2 separate regions of the Homo sapiens genome follow, and region 2 is linked to region 1. The links are chromatin contacts, found by Hi-C or POLR2A ChIA-PET in ENCODE. All regions are on one chromosome and are shown on one strand. Each heading gives the region's core, a stretch centred on a gene start or an enhancer-like site at or near the end of the contact. The rest is flanking DNA. Distances are from core to core; before and after follow the strand shown.

Evidence for each region. A loop is a pair of places that touch in the nucleus more often than their neighbours do. ChIA-PET counts read pairs that join two places held with the same protein, here RNA polymerase II (POLR2A). Pooled maps may share reads with other maps.
Region 2: a loop to region 1 is called in a pooled map, with 3 times the contacts of the local background. The contact joins two enhancer-like sites. A Hi-C loop is called at or near these places in 5 of 50 pooled maps. POLR2A ChIA-PET finds 5 or more read pairs at or near these places in 7 of 52 experiments (A549, Caco-2, H1 and 4 more).

Annotation. Positions count from the first base shown.
Region 1 is chr15:40,419,117-40,425,023 of GRCh38, forward strand. It overlaps IVD (isovaleryl-CoA dehydrogenase), which reads left to right. Exons shown (of 12, transcript NM_002225.5): 12 at 1-2,192. Among named protein-coding and RNA genes, the nearest start is that of IVD, 16 kb to the left of the region's middle. Within about 2 kb of position 2,960, at least 9 of the 41 ENCODE cell types and tissues checked have a DNase peak (open chromatin) inside an H3K27ac peak, as active enhancers do.
Region 2 is chr15:40,502,306-40,508,704 of GRCh38, forward strand. No RefSeq gene overlaps it. Among named protein-coding and RNA genes, the nearest start is that of CHST14, 35 kb to the left of the region's middle. Within about 2 kb of position 4,891, at least 4 of the 41 ENCODE cell types and tissues checked have a DNase peak (open chromatin) inside an H3K27ac peak, as active enhancers do.

The DNA of each region.
Region 1 (5,907 bases), core at 1,710-4,209:
CAAGAGCAAAACTCTTCAAAAAACAAAACAAAACAAAAAAACCCTGGCCCTTGTTTCTTCCAGTTTCTAGAGGTATCAGCTCCTAGCAGCTTATGAACACATATGCTTGCTTGGCCAGGCAAGGTGGTGTGTGCCTGTAATCCCAGCACTTTGGGAGGCCAAGGCAGGTGGATCACTTGCAGTCAGGAGTTCAAGACCAGCCTGTCCAACGTGGTGAAACCCCATCTCTACTAAAAATACAAAAATTAGCCAGGGGTGGTGGTGCACGTCTGTAATCCCAGCTACTCAGGAGGCTGAGGCAGGAGAATCACTTGAACCCGGGAGGTGGAGGTTGCAATGAGCCAATATGACACCGCTGCAGTCCAGCCTGGGCCATAGAGTGAGACTCTGTCTCAAAAAAGGAAAGAAAAATAGGCTGGGCACAGTGACTCATGCCTGTAATCCCAACACTTTGGGAGGCCGAGGCAGGTGGATCACGAGGTCAGGAGTTCAAGACCAGCCTGGCCAAGATGGTAAAACCTCGTCTCTACTAAAAATACAAAAATTAGCCAGGTGTGGTGGCAGGCTCCTGTAATCCCAGCTACTCAGGAGGCTGAGGCAGAGAATTGCTTGAACCCGGGAGGCAGAGTTTGCAGTGAGCCAAGATCACACCACTGCACTCCAGCTTGGACGACAGAGCGAGACTCTGTCTCAAAAAATAATAGGCCAGGCATGGTGGCTCAACGTCTGTAATCCCAGCACTTTGGGAGGCCGAGGCGGGCAGATCACAAGGTCAGGAGTTCGAGACCAGCCTGACGACCAACATGGTGAAACCTCGTCTCTACTAAAAATACAAAAATTAGCCAGGCCTGGTGGCACGCGCCTGTAATCCCAGTTACACAGAAGACTGAGGCAGGAGAATCGCTTGAACGCAGGAGGCAGAGGTTGCAGGAGCTGAGATCGCGCCATTGCACTCCAGCCTGGGCAACAGAGTGAGACTCTGTCTCAAAAAATAATAATAAAATAAATGAACACACATGCTGCTGAGTCCGCAGGGGGGGCAGAGCAGAGGACAGCGTGCTTTTGTGTACTGTTGGAAGACTGGCTCCTCCTGTACAGCACCTCTGAGCCCTTGTGCACCGCCCTGCCACGGGCACCATCCAGTCCTGGCCGTGTGACCACCCACAGCTGACTGGGCAGCAGGCACAGGCCCTACCCGAGCAGGCCGGAGTTGGCTCGCATGACTCCAGCTGAGGCTGCCTGTGTACATTTCTCCAGATACCCTATGGCTAATTTTGTTATAACTGCACAGTGGCTGCTGCCATTTTGTATTAAATATATTGTGAAACAAACCTATCTGGGGAGAAGCAATCTACTTGCCGCTGCTTCCTGTCTGGATCCAGCTTGTGTCCTTGGAGAGTGGCTGGCCCAGGTCCTATTCCTGTCCTCCAGCCCGTTCTTTCATGAGGGACAGGAAGGTAAAATCAGCCCTTAGGAGAGAGGTCTCAGCCTCCCTTTCCCAGATCTCCCAGTGAGTTTTAAAGGAAGCAGGGAGCCCAGAGTGCTAAGTTCTTACAGCCAGAAGGAAGCTTATAGATTTCTGAAAACCGCCCCTTTGTTTTTAAAAAGATCAACACAATTTGACTTTCTCAAGGTCAAAACGAACTAGAATCCAGATCTGCTCATGGCAAAAATGGGGGTGTTCTGAGAATTCCAGCTTTGGGCCGCACTGTACAGCAGTCTGGATAGAGTGTGATCTGAGAAGGGAATGGGTCTGGGTTGTTCCACCCCTTCCGAGTTCCAAAAAGAGGGAACTGGTTTTCTTGGTTCTCAGCCCAGCAGCACCTATCCTGGCTCTTGGTCCTGGCCTGCAGCCAAGTGCTGTTCCTAGCCTGAGGCTTGAGACAGGTGGGGTTGGCTCCTCACCAACCCCAGTTCCGTCCCATCCTGAGGGCAAGATCCTGGGCTCATAGGCAGTCCCTTTCACTTCCTTGTCTTGCTCCCTGCTATGTTGGAGATGAATGTGACTAAAAGGGCCATCTTGCTGGCTTAATGTGTGGCTGGAGAGACCAGCCTGGAGACAATGTGGCAAAATGGGGCGCTTCATCCAGTCTGTCTAAGCCCTGTCGACTTGGGGAGGTGATTTCTTTCCTGGTTCTATATGTGAAGCAAAATAAATGTTTTAAAATTAAAAGCAAAAAAAACAAAATGAACCATGCAGCCTGAGTGGTAAATGGAAGAACAAGGGGCACGTCTACTTTGGTTCTTGTGGGCGTGTTTGGTTGCCTACATGCATTGGGCAAATCTGCAGCACCAGCTGCCAGCACTGCTCCTTCCTGCGGCTGGCTCTTACTCCACTCCAATTTTAGGCAGGTCACACTATCAGGGCAGCTCGCTGCTGTTGATGCTGCCTGCCCTGTGGGAGGGCAACAGAACCTTGGGATGTTTTTTAAGCGTGGTCTGAGCACACCCCTTATCAAAATTTGGCAACCTAGAATAAATGCAGGTTCCTGGATCCTGCCCCAGACCTAATCACATCCCCAAGGGTGAGTCTGCAAGGCAATCTTCTACAACCACCATCTGAGTCCTAAAGCAGGCTTCCCCAGGAGCCTAAGTCCTAATTCTAAATCCATATAATCTAGTGATAACAATCCCTTGCCCATGTAACCCTCTCAAGTCTGAGATCCTTGATCTTTGCACAACCGAGTGCAGGAGGCAAGGTTTCGCGCAGGGCCCCCTTTCAGAAGACCGGTAAGGTGAGTTGCCCTCGGTGGAATGGGACTAGACCTGGTGTCAACACACCGCGCGGTCTGGAGAGAGGTTCCCAGTCCCTGCCTGCCGGGTGGGAGCTGGGACCTAAGACCCAGGTGGCCATCTGTCGCGACCCCCAGCCTAGGGCAGGTCCAGAGTCCTTCCTCTGACCCTCTCCCTCGAGGCAGCGCGCTTCTTCGAGCGCAGCACTGGCTTGCCAGACGCAGCTCGAGTGTCGCATGGAGCTCGCCTGACCCCTGCCGGCTGCCCGCGGGGTTGGGTTGCAAACGCGCGGAGCCAGCCTATATGGCCTTTGCCTGGGGTTCAAGGCCCCCAGTTTGGGATTTCAGGACTCAACGACGTTTTGTTTTAGCCAATAAGGACATGAAAGGGAAGAGGGGTTGGGGGAAGCCTATCCTCTATTACCATCATTTCATAAAAGGCTTTTTTTTTTTGAGACGGAGTCTCGCTCTGTCGCCCAAGCTGGAGTGCAGTGGCGCAATCTTGGCTCACTGCAAGCTCCGCCTCCCAGGTTCACGCCATTCTCCTGCCTCAGCCTCCCGAGTAGCTGGGACTACAAGCGCCCGCCACCATGCCCGGCTAATTTTTTGTATTTTTAGTAGAGACGGGGTTTCGCCGTGTTAGCCAGGATGGTCTCGATCTCCCGACCTCATGATCTACCCACCTCGGCCTCCCAAAGTGCTGGGATTACAGGCGTGAGCCACCGCGCCCGGCCGACTTTTTTTTTTTTTTTTTTTTTTTTTTTTTTTTAAGACGGAGTCTCACTTTGTCATCTAGGCTGGAGTGCAGTGGCGCGATCCCAGCTCACTGCAACCTCCACATCTAGGGTTCAAGCGATTCTCGTGCCTTAGCCTCCCAAATAGCTGGGATTACAGGCATGTGCCACCATGCCTGGCTAATTTTTGTATTTTTAGTAGAGACGGGGTTTCACCATGTTGGCCAGGCTGGTCTCAAAGCCCTGGCCTCAATTGATCCACCGGCCTCAGCCTCCCAAAGTGCTGGGATTACAGGCATGAGCCACCACGCCCAGCTAGGCCAGGATTTTTATTTGTTTGTTTATTTATTTATTTTTGAGACAGGATCTCACTCTGTCACCCAGTGCAGTGGCGTGATCTCAGCTTACTGCAGCCTCGACCTCCCTGGCTCAAGGATCCTCTGGCCTCAGTCCTCCCCCTTGCCACCCACCCCCAGCCCCCCAGTAGCTGGAACTAGAGGTGTGCACCACCATGCCAGACTAATTTTTGTATTTTTTGTAGAGCCGGGCTTTCACCATGTTGTCCAGGCTGGGCTCAACTGCTGGGCTCAAGCGATCCTCCTGCCTCCACTTTCCAAAGTGTTGGGATTATAGGCGTTGAGCCAGTGTGCCCAGCCCTTAAATTTTTGTATATGCTTTATGTTCACTGTTTTAAAAAATACTACAGTTTTTAAAAGCTTATTTAAAAAAATAAAAGTCCCCTGTCCCTCCTATCCCCATTCCCACTCCCAGGACAAAACCACTTTTGAATCTTTAAGGGGCTTCTTTTGATAATTCACTTCATACCTCTAAGTGACATGCTTACTTATTGATTTAATTGTAAGCACTTTTAAGGATAGTTTTTGTTTTTGTTTTTAAGACGGAATCTTGCGCTCTCTCGCCCATGCTGGAGTACAGTGGCATAATCTCAGCTGACTGCAACCTCCGCCTCCTGGGTTCTAGCGATTCTTCTGCCTCAGCCTCCCGAGTAGCTGGGACTACAGGTGCACACCACCATGCCCGGCTAATTTTTGTATTTTTAGTAGAGACAGGGTTTCACCATATTGGCCAGGCTGGTCTCAAACTCTTGACCTCATGATCTGCCCACCTCGGCCCCCCAAAGTGCTGGGATTCCAGGCATGAGCCACCATGCCCGGCCCAAGGATAGTTCTTTAAAGTGCATACATTTGATTTATGAGAAGTTATGCCCATACTTTTTTCACTTCCTCGGGCCAGCCCTGTCCACGGGCCAGTGTTTGGGAGCCCTGAAATCAGGTGGTGCAGAGCCCCATTCACATTCCTGGCTGTCCCCAACCCCTGCCCACACTTGGTACCCAGAGCCTACAGCCACGCTAGTGCCGAGTGGGAGCTCTCCTCTCCCTGTGTGCGCCACTTGGTTACTCTTGCAGGGGGCCGTTCCAGAATTTGGCCTCTTTCCCTCACCCACCACCCAGCCACTCTCAGAGGCTAGCCTGGTATCTCTTAAATACTTCCTGGATCTTAACATCCTGCCAACTTGCCTTCCTTCTTCCAGGCCATGCCCCTCAACCCTTCCTCTACACTGAACCAGTGAACTATCAAGCTCCCCGCAAATTCTTCAGTGGCTCCCAGCACCTGTAAGATCTAAGGCTTGGCAAGGCAAATATGACTCTGATCCCCCTGGGCCTTCCCCTTCTGCTGCTTCCCTCCTTCCCTGCTGAATGTTCGTGTTCTTGTTGCAAGGAGTCCTCACTGCCATGTTTCTCATCCCTGTGCCTTTGGTCTGGGGCAGCTCTGGAAGTCCTTCCAGCCCTTCAAACTTTCTCTTGCTTCCTCATCTCTAAAGCCTCAGGCCAGGGCCTGCCTCCTTCAGGAAGACCTCTCTTCTCCAACCTTCCCTCATTCCTCTGTCTCCATCTCATCCATCCTGGATGGGTCCCCTTTCTCCTTCTCCCTGGGCATATCTGCACTGATGGGCTTGCCACACAGTTGTTTATTCCAGTTTCCCCAGCATTAGGCAGGCTGTGAATCTGAGAGCTAGGACTGTGATTTGACTGTCTTTACATGATCACCATCCAGCACAGTTCCTGGCATGTAATAGGTGCACAACAAATATTTATTGAAAGAGTAGATGAGTAGTCACATGACACTTAGCTCACATTTTGCTGGTATACTGTTATTTGTGTATACGGTCCTCTCTGTAAGATCTTTGAGGTCAAAGACCCTCTCTCACTTATCTGAACTCTCCCAATAGCACCCGGGGCTCACAGTAAGTGCTCAGTGGCTATGTTCATGCTGAATGAGTGAAATGACAGGTGGGCCAGAGCCCTGGCCTAATCCCAGCATTGGCAGAAACAGCAGGGCCAGCCGGCTTTGCCTGGCCCTGTTTTCTCCAGGCCTTCCCACCCTGGAGTGGCCAGAGCCCAGCCGCAGAAGGGAGGCCC
Region 2 (6,399 bases), core at 3,641-6,140, 85 kb after region 1:
GTTGCCCACGCTGGAGTGCAGTGGGCACAATCTCGGCTCACCGCAGCTTCCGTCTCCCAGGTTCAAGCAATTCTCCTGCCTCAGCCTTCTGAGCAGCTGGGACCACAGACACGTGCCACTGCGTCTGGCTAATTTTTTGTATTTTTAGTAGAGATGGGGTTTCACCATGTTGGCCAGGCTGGTCTTGAACTCCTGACCTCAGGTGATCTGCCCGCCTCGGCCTCCCAAAGTGCTGGCTTTACAGGTGTGAGCCACCGCATCTGTCCTCTGCTACAACTTATACATGGAAATTATTTCTATAAGGATGAATGCAAAATGTTGAGTTGTATTCCAGACTTCACCATCCAACTTACCTACCATTACTGCCCCTAAACACATTAAATAACACTTAAAACACATTGCATAAAATAGGGATAATAAAAGAGTGTGTAATCATTTATTGCACCAAAGGCAGTAGTCATAAAAGTGTACCCCCAAGATGGAATGAGGAGGCATAGGAGGATGAAGGAGTGGCAAGATGACCAATCTCCACATCCATTCACTGAATTGGAGGGCAGATGCAAAGACAGGGCAAGAAGATTCCATATGAAGGAGGCTGTAGTCTGGTCTCCTTATTGCTCTTAAAATTAGTAAGTATCAACTGTTTTCCTCTCAATTTTATTAACAAAAATCATGGTTGTTCGTATTTGCTCTCTCCTGGCCAAAGTTTCTAGATGACTTGCTAGCTGAAAACCTTGGAAAGATGGCTTACCACCCACATTGTCATATGTCATATGATTATGTGCAAATTTATGTAAAATGTGAAAGGGTAAACATGAACAATGACCTCTCATTTCTTTATATTCCCCACAGTGCCTAGCAGTGCCTTACCACAGCAGGCACCTGCTAGATATGTATTGATTTTTGATGGATTTAAGTGGATCCAGTTTGTTATGATTGTGCTTTGAGTCTTCTGTTCTAAAATATTTAAGTTTTGCATATGTTATAGGCATCAATCCTCTTCATGGATACTTCTTTCTTTGATGTGAAATGAGTGCATTTGATAAAAATGTCCTCTAAATTGAGGTGTCCCCATGTCTTTAGTTCTGAATCTGCTATCCAGCTCTGAATCTGGTGATTGGCTAAGGAATTAAATTTGTTTTTTATGTTAATTAGAACATAATAAAGAAAAGTATCTTTTAAAAATCTGAAGATGGACATTTGTTTAAAAAGGCAGTAACAGCCGGCTCACGCCTGTAATCTCAACACTTTGGGAGGCTGAGGTGGGTGGATTGCTTTGGGCACAGGAGTTTGAGACCAACCTGGGCAACATGGCAAAACCCCATCTCTACAAAAAACAAAAAAATTAGCCAGGCGTGGTGGCATGTGCCTATAGTCCCAGCTACTCCACCTACTTGGGAGGCTGAGGCAGGAGGATCACCTGAGCCTGGGAAGGTCAAGGCTGCAGTAAGCCATGATCGTGCCACTGCACTGCAGCCTGAGTGATGGAATAAGACCCTGTCTCAAAAAAAAAGTCACCTTGGATCATATTATCATATCATATGCTTATTTATTGTATGTACTAATGTAGGGCAGGAGTAGGGATCAACATTATGCAATAGATGCTTTGTTTCAAATAGTCTTATACAAATACAATATGTTGTCCGGGTGGTGGGTCATGCCTGTAATCCCAGCACTTTGGGAGGCTGAGGCCGGCGGATCACCTGAGGTCAGGAGTTCAAAACCAGCCTGGCCAACATGGTGAAACCCTGTCTCTACTAAAAATACAAAAATTAGCCAGGTGTGGTGGCAGGTACCTGTAATCCCAGCTACTTGGGAGGCTGAGGCAGGAGAATTGCTTGAACCCGGAAGGCAGAGGTTGCAGTGAGCCGAGATGATGCCACTGCACTCCAGCCTGGGCGACAGAGCAAGACTCCATCTCAAAAAAATATACACACATATATATGTGTGTGGGTATATATGTATATGTATATATACATGTGTATATATGTATATGTGTATATACATGTGTATATATGTATATGTGTATATGTGTATATGTGTATGTATATGTGTGTATATATACATATATATAAAATATATATACATACACACATATATATAAAAAATACGTTCTGCTCTTTTAACTCCTCCCTTAAAATGGGGAGACCTTTCTGTCTATGAATAAACTCCAGCAGCCACAAAAAGAAAAGATGGACATATTTTAACACACTAAAAAGAAAAACTCTCCTGCATGGAAAAAATGCTGTAAGCAAAGTCAAAAGACAATGTAAAATTTGGGGAAATATTTGCAACTTGCATCACAAAAACTTGATTTTTCGACCGGGCACGGTGGCTCACGCCTGTATCCCAGCACTTTGGGAGGCTGAGGCAGGCGCAAGGTGAGGAGTTCGAGACCAGCCTGGCTAATATGGTGAAACCCCATCCCTACTAAAAATACAAAAATTAGCCAGGTGTGGTGGTGCATGCCTGCAGTCCCAGCTGCTTGGGAGGCTGAGGCAGGAGAATCACTTGAACCTGGGAGGCAGAGGTTGCAGTGAGCCAAGATCACACCACTGCACTCCAACCTGGGCGACAGAGTGAGACTCTGTCTCAAAACAAACAAAAAACGTAATTTCTCTGTTACATGGGAATTCTTAGAAATAAAAACCCGAAACTAATAACCCAATAAAAAATGAGCAAAGGGTATAAGAGTTTATACACAGGAAAAAAACACAATGAGCTTTAAATATATGAAAAGATGTTCAATCTCATTCGTAGGATATATGTAAATTAAAACTACACTGAAAACCTTCTTCACGAAAAGTTTGGCAAGCATCCAAACCTTTGATAACACACTCTGTAGGTGAGGGCATAGGAGGGTGATGTGGGACAGCCTCTGCAGAGAGCAATTTGACAATATCTCTCAAAACTGCAAATGCACTTCCTTCCATCCAGCAGACTCCACTTTAGAAATTTACCTTAAAGATAAACTTATGTGTAAAATGACATGTATAATAGGTTATTCACTGCATTATTGTTTGTAATGGCAAAACATTGGAAACAACCTAAATGCCCACAGATAAAAGGACTGGAAAATTAAGTTATGGTACATTCATACAGTGAGATAATATCGTATTATTTGAAAAATATTTTTTAATGAGAAAGCTCTCTATAAGCTGATATATAAAGATTTTCAGCTGGGCAAGGTGGCTAACACCTATAATCTCAGCACTTTGGGAGGCCGAGGTGAGAAGACTGCTTGAAGCCAGGAGTTTGAGACCAGCCTGGGCAACAAAGTGAGCCCCATCTCTACGAAAAAATAAAAATAGCTGGACGTGGTGGCACATTCCTGTAGTCTCAGCTACTCAGGAGGATGAGGTGAGAGGATCTCTGGAGTCTAGGAGTTTAAGGTTTAGGTGAGCTATGATTGCGCCACTGCACTCCAGCCTGGGCAACAGAGTGAGACCTTGTCTCTAAATAAATAAATTTTAAAAATAAATAAATGAAAAGATCTTTAAAATATATTAAGGGGAAAAAGCAAGATATAGAGCAGTGTGAAGAGTATGCTATATTTTGTGTAAAAAGGAGGGGAGCTTATTCCTCTGTGTGTGTTGGTGCATAAAGCAACTCTGGGATCAGATTAATAAAGTAGAAGGAAAACAGATGGGAAGGGTGGCTAAGAGATGCCATAGGAAGGAGACTTTGTGAAAATGTTTTAAATATCTCCTGACGGTTGAATCTTGTTAACATATTGCCTATGCAAAAAGTTAAATGTAAAAAAATTCACATGATTTCAGTGAACTTTTTTTGAGACGGAGTCTCACTCTTGTCACCAGGCTGGAGTGCAGTGGTGCAATCTTGGCTTACTGCAGCCTCCGCCTCCTGGGTTCAAGCCATTCTCCTGCCTCAGCCTCCTGAGTAGCTGGGATTACAGGCATGCGCCACCGCGTCCAGCTAATTTTTGTATTTTTAGTAGAGATGGGGTTTTACCATGTTGGCCAGCATGGTATCAATCTCTTGACCTCGTGATCCGCCCACCTTGGCCTCCCAAAATGCTGGGATTACAGGCATGAGCCACTGTGCCTGGCTCAGTGAACTTTTAATTCTACTTTGGTAGGATGATGGTGGTCTTAGGAAAATTTGAATCTTCATGACTAGTGACATAACTACATGGTACAGACCATCCTGTATAGCGAATTGCTTCTTGTGCCTAAGTCTTGTCTTCCCAGTGAAATCAATCGCTGGCCCTCCTCACCTCTTTTGGAACCTCTGCAGTGTTTAACCTGGGAACCCAGTGAATATCTGAGAACAGACAACTGGTTGATTAGGCCTCTCAGACTTTCATTCCATTTCATCATGAACACTTCTCATATATTTACAACTTTTCCTTTCAAGTAAATCAAAATATTAACGTACAAGGACAAGTCAGACAGAAAAAGGCACATAGTTGCCAGGTAAATTGGGCCTCCTCAGAGTGTATCTTCAGGTTTTTAACAAAAGGCAGTTTCCATCTTATTGATGAAAATGTGTTTGCTTTCTATTCAATTACCCATTGTATGTTAGATGGTATTTCGTGGTTCAAATGGCTGTCTGTACAAAATGCTAACATTTAAAATCTATTTCCTCCACTCCTGTTTCAATGTCGACAACTCTATTGTTAGAATCTGTGAGTTGGTGTCTTTGCAACCAAAGGAATATTCAGCTGAGATGTTTGATTTTACTATTCGATGTGATCTCACTTCTCCATGTAAGCAGCTTCCAACAAAATCACTTACTGGAGAAAAGAGAAAAGACCTAACAGTCCAGCGCGCTGTGTATACCGCGGGGGCCGTGTCAGGGGAGCAGGCTCTGGAACACTCCCGCCAAGGCCAAGAGGGCTCCCGCCTCCCCTCCAAGCGGTGGAAACCCGCCCTCCGCCAGACTCTGGCGGTGGGAGCGGCTCCCCCTGCAGGATCTGCAGAGACGCCTCCTGGGCTTTCTGTTCTGGCCTCGCGTTTCCCGGGCGCCTCGGTGTGAAGGCAGCTTAGTGCTGTGCCCGCCCGCCTGCTGCTTCCCAGTGGGGGAGTTTGGGTGAGCAATGGGAAGCCAGGGGGCCCGAGAAGCTGGCGAGGGGTGATGTTGCCGGCCAAACCCCGGGCAGGACCCCAGAGCTCAGCCGGGACAGCCCTGTCTCCTGCCTGTAGCCGGGGCTCTTCCCCCAGCACACAGGACGGGACGGTTCGAGGCTGGCTCTCCTGGGTTAGCATCTCTTCACTCCCACCTCACAACCTTTTCTTTTCCCAGCCCCAGCTAGAGAGACTCCAGAACACATATGCCTGGGCTAATTATTCTGAGGCAATTAACGTGGCTGGGTCTCAGTTTCCTTTTTTTGTGTAATAATACCAAATTGACAATCCCTTTAGAAAACTATTTGGTAGTTTCTTATAAAGTTAGGCTGGGTGCGGTGGCTCACGCCTGTAATCCCAACACTTTGGGAGGCCGAGGCGGGAGAATCGCTTGAGCCCAGGAGTTTGAGACCAGAGAGAGAGAGAGAAAAAGAGAAAGAAATTAAAATCTATGTCCACCGAAACACTTGCCCACAAATGTTCATAGCAGGTTTATTCATAATAGCCAAAGACTACAAACAACCAAACGTCTATAAACAAAGTCATAATACATTGTGATGTATTCATATGATGGAATACTAAGCATAAGAGGAACAAACTACTGATACATACCACAGCATAAACGAATCTCAAAAGCACTGGATTAAATAAACCGCTCTACAATTCTGTATGAAGGTCTGAAAACACTAAGCTAATCTGTCGTATTAGAAATCAGAACAGTGGCTTCTTTGCATAGTACAGACTGAGAAGGGCACAGGGAACTTTCTGGAGTGATGGAAATGTTCTATATCTTGACTGAGGTGATGGTTACATGAGTACATACATTTGTCAAAACTCAGAATTGTACTTTAAAATTTGTACATTTTACTGTATGTAAATTAAGCCTCAAATTTAAAGTACCTTTATTTATTTATTTGTTTGTTTGTTTATTTATTGCAGAATCTTGCTGTGTTGCCCAGGCAGGAATGCAGTGGTGCAATCACGGCTCACTGCAGCCTCTACCTCCTAGGCTCAAGCAATCCTCAGCCTCCTGAGAGTAGCTGGGACTACAGGTATGTGTCACCACACCCAGCTAATTTTTTCATTTTGTTGTAGAGATAAGGTCTTGCTTAAAATACCTTTATAAGCCAGGCACAAAAACACATACTTTGCATGTTCTCATTTGTGGGAGCTAAAAATTAAAACAATTGAACAACTCATGGAGCTAGAGAGTAGAACCATGGTATGAGAGGTTAGGAAGGATAGTGGGGAGGGTAGTGGGGTTAATGAGTATAACAATATACTTGGATAGAATGGATAAGATCTAGCATTT